Regions from separate parts of the Homo sapiens genome. Here region 1 is linked to region 2. A link is a loop called in an ENCODE intact Hi-C map of the cell type or tissue named here. Cell type or tissue: heart right ventricle. All regions are shown on one strand.

Region 1 (4,000 bases), 98 kb before region 2:
CTCCAACTCTACAAAAGAAAAATAAAAAAATTAGCCAGGCCTAATGGCACATGCCTGTAGTCCCAGCTACTTAGGAGGATGAAGTGGGAGGATAACTTGAGCCCAGGAGTTCAAGGTTGCAGTGAGCCATAACTGCACCATTGCACTCCAGCCTGGGCAGCAGAACGAGACCCTGTCTCAAAAACAAAGAAAACAAAACAAACAAAATCAGGCATTCCTCTCAGCCCAGGATGTGATGCAAAGCAGATAATCAGGGAGACATCCTGAATAAAATAAAGTTGAAGGCAAGAATGCTCCAATCTCTTAATGTCCTCAAGAAGATGCTGGAGTTCAGAAGGAAAGCTCTGAAGCTGAGTGCCTTTGGGGGAAGATTAGACTATTTGCAGAGGCATGGGAGGTGAGAAGGGAAAGGTGGCAGGGGAAGGAAATGAGGCAGACACAGTGTGTCCAGGAATGCATCCTAGGAGACAAGATACTAGAAGCTTAAGTGAAGGGTGCTTAGTCAGTGCTTGGTTATATTTCTAATTCCCAGACTAGAATATGTTGGAAGAAAAAGATAAATTAATTTCCAAGAGATACCGTTGAGAAAAGAAGGATGACAGAGCTGGGGTTAAATTAGTGTTGAGGGGTGGTGCGTGCCTGTGATCCCAGCTACTTGGGAGGCTAAGGCATGAGAATCACTGGAACCCAGGAGGCAGAGGTTGCAGTGAGCTGAGATCGCACCACTGCACTCCAGCCTGGGCGACAGACTGAGGCTGTCTCAAAAAAAAAAAAAAAAAAAAAAAAAGGTAGCTCACGCCTGTAATCCCAGCACTTTGGGAGGCCGAGGTGGGTGGATCACTTTGAGGTCAGGAGAGTTCGAGACCACCCTGGCCAACATGGTGAAACCCTGTCTCTACTAAAAATACAAAAATTAGCTGGGCATGGTGTCACGTGCCTGTAATCCCAGCTACTCGGGAGGCTGAGGTGGAAGGATCACTTGAACCTGGGAGGCGGAGGGCTGCAGTGAGCTGAGATCTCACCACTGCACTCCAGCCTGGGCAACAGAGCAAAACTTCGTCTCAAAAAAAAAAAAAAAAAAAAAGAAGTGTTGAGGGATGGACTTGGTGGCTCATGACTATAATCCCAGCACATAGGGAGGCTGAGACAGGTGGATCGCCTGAGCCCAGAAATTCAAGGCCAACCTGGGAAATATGACAAAACCCATCTCTACAAAAAAATATTAAAAAATTAGCCAGGTGTGGTAGTACATGCCTATAGTCCTAGCTACTCAGGAGGCTGAGGTGGGAGGATCACGTAAGCCTGGAAGGCAGAGGTTGCAGTGAGCTGAGATTGCAACACTGTACTCCAGCCTGGGTGACAGAGCAAGACCCTGACTCAAAAAAAAAAAAAATGCTGATGGAAGTTAAATGGACTAGAACGTATTATTCCTGAAAATGAATATATATCCTAACGCATTGCAGATGTTATCATTTACTATGGTCTGGAGTGTCAGGTAATGAAGGCATAAGAGAGTGACACACAGATATAAGGCAGACAGACAAGTGCTAGCCTGTAAAGTACAGAGAACAACACACTCCTGCCACTGCTGCCAAGGGAAGTCGACCTCATCCAGCACAAAGGGGCCTTTCTGCTTGGAGTGTAGTGGAAAGAAGGCTACTTTTTTATTGCTAGAAGGCCTGAGGCCAGCAGTACATCAAGGGCCTTTTGTCTACTGGGAGGATGCCTTGATACAAGTCTGGGCATAGAATCTTGGCATGCAGAAACTCCTCTATCAGCACCCTACACCACAGTGGTGACAGGCAGAAGTCACTCTAGACCAGAGTTTCTGAGCCTCTGCCCCAATGACATTTTAGATGAGATAATCCTTCGTTGTGGAGGCTGTCCTGTGCATTGCAGGATGTTTAACAACATAGATGCCAGTAACATGCTGCCAATCATGACAATTAAAAAATGTCTCCAGATATTGTTCAACATCCCATGGAAGGGAAAAACTGCCCCCAGCTGAGAACCACTGCTCTAAACACTGCATTAAGTGAGGCACGGGGTTGCCAAGGGGGCCAATACACTCCACTGAAGATGGACTCTAGAATAATCGCTCCTACATAGCTAAGCTGTAGGGGAAAAGGAGAATAGCTTCAGCATGTCAGACCAAACCTCAAGATTGTTTTGGTTTGTTTGTTGTTGTTGTTTTTATCTGCATATATCATTCTGTTACCTAGGCAGATGCCCTATCTAGGTAGGGTTTGGCAGCATGGTGTCCACCTGGAGTCACTATAGTCTGAACAAAACAAGCCAGGATGAGCTGTATCCTCTATAACATCTGTATCTCAGATAGCAACCCTGAGTTCCAGCATGAAGATCTCATTCAACAGACCAGCTGATATATCAGGGCTCCCTGTCCCCAAGGTTCAAGCACCTAAAAGTTAAAAGTCTTGTTCTGTTTTCCATTCCAAAGAGAAGATAGGAAGAATCCCTGGGCCAGAGTGAGGAAGAAGGCAACAGCAAGTACAGAGAGCTGTGGCTATCAGTGACAGGCTGCAGAATTTGGCAAGGAGAGCTTAGTACAGATACAGACTCCAAATGACTCATATGTCCAAATCCCAGGAGGACATGCAAGCAAGAGTCAATGTCCTAATGTCATAAGTCTCCCATCCCCTGAGCCTGTCCATGTGGCCCCTAGCCAGATCAAAGACTACACCTCTGGGCAAAATGACAAACAATGCTACACCGAATCAGAGAAGGCTAACCCCTGGAGTTCTACACAACAAACCATCCTTCACAAGAGAGACACACAGGGTGACTTAACTCCTATCTTTTTTTTCTTTTTTTTTGAGGCGGAGTCTACTATGTCGCTAGGCTGGAGTGCAATGGTACAATCTCAGCTCACTGCAACCTCCGCCTCCCAGGTTCAAGCGATTCTCCTGCCTCAGCCTCCCGAGTAGCTGGGATTACAGGCACGTGCCACCACGCCCAGCTAATTTTTGTATTTTTAGTAGAGACAGGGTTTCACCATGTTGGCCAGGATGGTCTCAATCTCCTGACCTCGTGATCCGCCCACTTTGGCCTCCCAAAGTGCTGGGATTACAAGCATGAGCCACCACGCCCAGCCATCTCCAATCTTTTTAATGACATAATCTACCTGTAAAAAAAAAGCTTTGTACACACATTGCCAATATACGTATATGTGTTTATAAATTAGATTCATTTACTAACATTAGATAGATTGTAAAACACACATAAAAATTAAACAATGAGATAAAAATAAGTACAACATAAATACCACCTCTAGTATCTTCTTCGAATGAACAAATGATGGCAATCTGTGGGTCCTGGATCACTTGTTGTCCATCCCATCAGTATTTATATTATGTTTTCTCACAAAAAAGTATCACTTACCCCCACAGACTACTTACGGAGGTAAAGGGGGGAGGTATAAAAAAATTAAAAAGTACTAATGACACATATCCACAAAGAATCCCAGAAACTGGTGTCCAGTTAGCATCTTGGGTAGTAAAGATATACCCTGGTCTCCATACTATGTTTTATAGAAAGGAACAGACCTTTTATGATTAAGAACAATTTTCATGTAAAAATCAATAAAACCTCCTGTTTTATTCTGAGGTAGCTACAAAAACTAAAGTTATTAAAGACTGCCAAACCCCTGGCATTTTAGAACACTGATTTTTTATTTTAGGATATATTACAAAAAAACACTGAATTTGAAGCTGGAAGACCTTGCCTATCCTATCTGCCATGAACTAGCTTGCGTAAATCACTTAACCATTATGAACCTCAATTTCCCCTTCTGTAAAATATTCATTTTGCTATTCAACAAGCATTTATTTCGTTCTATTCTGAGACCAGGCACTAGGAATAGAGCGGTGATCAAGAGAGAGATCCCTACTCCCATGTAGCTTACAATTTAGCAATATCTGTCTCCCAGAGTTGTTGAATTAAATGAGTTAATGTGTTTGAGATGCCTAGGATTTAATACAAA
Region 2 (4,000 bases):
ATGGTAGAACTGGAGATTTAGAGGATTGGGAATAACTGCTAAGAGCAGGAGGTGAGTACAGGTTGGAACTAGGAATAAGATAGACGTATTTAGAAGATAAGTGTAAAAAGAACCAGACTATTATAGATTGAGAACTTGGAATGAATAAGCACAACTGACACCTGCTTATACATGTCTTCTAAACTGGCTCACGTAGGGCTCCTTTGATTTGTCATCATAATTTGTTATTGTAGAGCTAGAAAAGTTGTCTAACCTTTTGGAGGCACTATTTTTTCATCTGTAAAATACGGCATAATAATGTATTTTTCTAAATAAGTAAGATTATGCAAGCAAACTACATAGCCTACAGATTCAAGTAAAACTAGCTTGTTCTTAATAAATATTAGGTTCTCCTCATCCCTTAATTTTTTTCTCTTATATATTAAAAAAAGAAAAGATAAGCCCCTTGGATAATAACCACCTAGAAGAAGAGAAAGGGAGATATATGGGAAACTGACCTATACAAAACAAAGCACCAGAGCTTGAGAAAGGGTAGATAGGTACCTAGAATTATTCTCTCTCTAGCTTTTCATGTCTAATACTTTCTGAACCTTCAAGGCCCAGGGAAGGCCCTGGGATGCCTTCTTTAACTACTCCGCGCCCTATAAGTCTCCCATTTTGAGGTCAGAGTATTGAGCCTACACTGGCCAACGGACCACCTCATAAGAGCTCTTCTAAACCTAACTGTATTCTGTTCTCATGTGGCCTGTTAGCTCCTCTAGAATGGAACTTGAGTGTCTTTTTGCTTTCTCCACAAGAACAGAATTAAGAATACTGTTAACTGTCTAAGGGAGAAAGGGAGGATGAACATGTCAGGAACTATGTTGATCACTTCTACATACGTTGTCTCTTTGAAACTTTGTAAAGTCAGTACTTTTATTATCCTCAATAAAAAATGAGAAAACTGAAGCCCAGATACAATAAGTGACTTCCCCAAGGTCACATATATGGTGAAAGTAGGTCTGGAAGTAGGATACAGTCTGTCTCCAGAGCCTTGATAAGAATAAATGCATACAGGTGCCTACCTGGTTACCAACCACACAGCTGATTTACTGGGCAATTCGGTGACACCAGCTTCTCACCTCAACTCCTCTCTGCTGCCAACTGAGCCTGGGAGAGCTGTTTGGCTTCCTTTCTTCCTCTTATTTTGTCCAATATAGGAAATGCAAAGGTAGCCTGCTGTGTCTCTTGTAGGATGGAGTATGTGGAAAAAACAGGTGAAACAGAGGGCCCCCGTCAGCAGTAATAAACAAGAGACATATATTCAACATCAGAGCCAGAAAGCCTCCCTCGTTAAAACTTTCTGGCTCCAGAGAGGAGGAAATTGAACCCTGAGAAGGGAGGTCACTTCCATAAGGTCATACAGCTGAGCAGAGACTGAAACTCTGTCTTCTGACACTCAAATTGGTGCTCACTTTGGTCTACCCTGTACCAGGCTATGAAGAGAAAACTACAATATGACCTGTCAGGCCTGTCACTAAGTGCAAAACCCAAAAGCTGTAAACACAGGAAATGGGCTGGGATGAGGTTCAGAGGAGCAGCAACATTTGCCAAGTTAGAAGTGTTCAAGGGTTTCCTGTCCACAGCTGTTAACTGTCACAGAAATGTTCCAGAAAGTAATACAAGGCAGAAAGAAAAAAAAAAAAAAACACTAAGAATGAGGAGAAAATATTCAGGTTTATATATGCCTTTGTAAATTATTCAAGCCAACATACTTAGTTTTACAGATGAGGAAACTAAGACCCCCCCAAAAGAGAAGTGATTTGTCCAAACTCAAATACAGAACTTAAGGACTCTTACAAAGCACTGAGTTGGTTCAAATCATTCATTTTAATGATGACAGCCTGAGACACAGAGAGGGAAAGGGCTATGCCCAATGTCACACAGTCACACAGTGGCAGAGCCAGCACTGGAACTCAAGGCTTCTAACCTCATGGGCCACTGTGCTTCCCAACTGGTTAGAGTGAGCCAAATAAAGTTATTTACCTGGAGCGATGTGGGTAGTGTTTTGGCCCTGGAAAAAGTATAGCAGGTCAGGAAACATAATATAAGCAGGATATGGTAATGGCTAACAATGACAGAACCAAACAGGGCCAGCCTAAAGGAGCCAAAATTAAAATGCTTCTGATTGCTTAAGACACTTGGAAAACTAAGAGGCAGAAAAATATTCTGGTTATTTTTAGGAACCTAGAATCCAACGAAGAACAAGCAGGGCAGGCAGATAGAAAAGGCCAGAAATGCTAAGAATAATCTCAAAGTATGCTACTTTCTTTGTCCTAGGCCAAATATCCAGAAAACATCACCTCAGAAGCATCTCTGGGTTTAGCTCACTATAGGGGTACTATAGGAACCAGCAGATTCTTGGGTTCCACATGCACACAGCCAACAGGTATGGAGACGAATGACATTTACACACTTCCTGGCATTTCATATTAATTTAATTCTCACATCAGGCCTACAGGACAAATATTTTGATTCCCATTTAACAGATATGAAAACTGGGGTGTAGAGAGGGCAAGTCTCTTGCTCATGATCATAAAATTAGTATTGTATAAGGAAAATTCAGCATTCAAATGTATACTATTATTCAAGAAATTCCTATCCAGCGCCTGCTGTTCCAACCCCATTGATATAGTTGGGATATTCATCCCTACCCAAATTTCATGTTGAATTGTACTCACCTATGCCGGAGGTGGAGCCTGGTGGGAGGTGTGTGGGTCATGGGGGCGGATCCCTCCTGGCTTGATGCTGTCTTCATGATAGTTCTCACAAGATCTGGTTTAGAGTGTATGGCATCTCTCCCCACCCACTCTCTATCTTGCTCTTGCTTTTACCATGTTAAGTGTCTGCTCCATCTTTGCCTTTCACCATGACTGTAAGCTTTCTGAGGCTTCCCTAGAAGCTAAGCAGTTGCCAGCACCATGCTTCCTGTAAAGCCTGCAGAACTGTGAGCCAATTAAACCTCTTTTCTTTATAAATTACCCAGCCTCAGGTATTTCTTTATAACAATGCAAGAATGGCTAATACACCTGTGCTAAGAACTATAGATATAATAATAAAATAGACATGGTCCCTGGCCTAACAGAGTTTCAATCAGGGAAGAAGTTAAGCAATAATGATTATTATAATAATACACAACATTATTTTTTTTGAGACAGAGTCTTACTGTGTCGCCCAGGCTGGAGTGCAGTGGTGCAATCTCGGCTCACTGCAACCTCCGCCTCCCGGGTTCAAGTGATTCTCCTACCTCAGCCTCCCGAGTAGCTGGAATTACAGGTGTGCACCACCATGTCCAGCTAATTTTCTTTTCTTTTTTTTTTTATTTTTTTATTTTTAGTAAAGATTGTGTTTCACCATGTTGGCCAGGCTGATCTCAAACTCTTGACCGCAGGTGATCCACCCGCCTCAGCCTCCCAAAGTGCTGGGATTACAGGCGTGAGCCACCATGCCCAGCCTACACAACATTTTTGAATGCTTACCATATGCCAGGCACTAGTCTCCACTCTCCATATATACTGCCTTATTTAAATTCTCACAATAACTGCCAGTGAGGCAGTTGCCATTATTCTCTTCATTTTATAGATAGGAAACTAAGGCACAGAGAGATAAGTAACTTGCTCAAGAGCACATAGCCAGTAAGTTGTAAAAGTAAGGATTCAAACCCAGGCAGCTTGACTCCAAAGCCTATACTCCTAATAGCTACCTCCAAACAAACAATGGTAAGACAGCCTGGTGAGTACTGTGATAGAGGGAAGTCAGAGAATATGGAGGGGCCTTGCTGGGACAACTGGGTCACCCGTATTATATAATGAGGAGTCACTAGATAAAGACAGGAAAGAACAGAAAGATGAAATTGAGCATTGAGGACTAGGCTTTAGTAGCTGATTCCTCTAGAGATAGGAAAACCCTAGCAAGAAATGATGGGATGATGACCAGAGTCACTACACTCCTGCTCTGATTA

The links. Hi-C counts contacts between places; a loop is a spot of excess contacts. Peaks named below come from ENCODE experiments on the same cell type or tissue, not always from the same donor. Only the 100,000 strongest peaks of a DNase experiment are listed, where the experiment ranks them.
Region 1: a loop joins it to region 2, with 3 times the contacts of the local background. A loop is called at or near these places in 15 of 110 quality-filtered maps.

Annotation. Positions count from the first base shown.
Region 1 is chr11:4,042,847-4,046,846 of GRCh38, reverse strand. The region is part of intron 3 of STIM1 (stromal interaction molecule 1); the gene reads right to left. Among named protein-coding and RNA genes, the nearest start is that of RRM1, 50 kb to the left of the region's middle. In heart right ventricle, a CTCF peak has its summit at 2,230; DNase peaks (open chromatin) are centred at 1,633 and 2,626; H3K27ac peaks cover 653 bases.
Region 2 is chr11:3,944,789-3,948,788 of GRCh38, reverse strand. All of the region lies in intron 1 of STIM1 (stromal interaction molecule 1), which reads right to left. Among named protein-coding and RNA genes, the nearest start is that of PPIAP40, 53 kb to the right of the region's middle. In heart right ventricle, no CTCF peak of the experiment used is centred here; a DNase peak (open chromatin) is centred at 1,548; H3K27ac peaks cover 2,798 bases.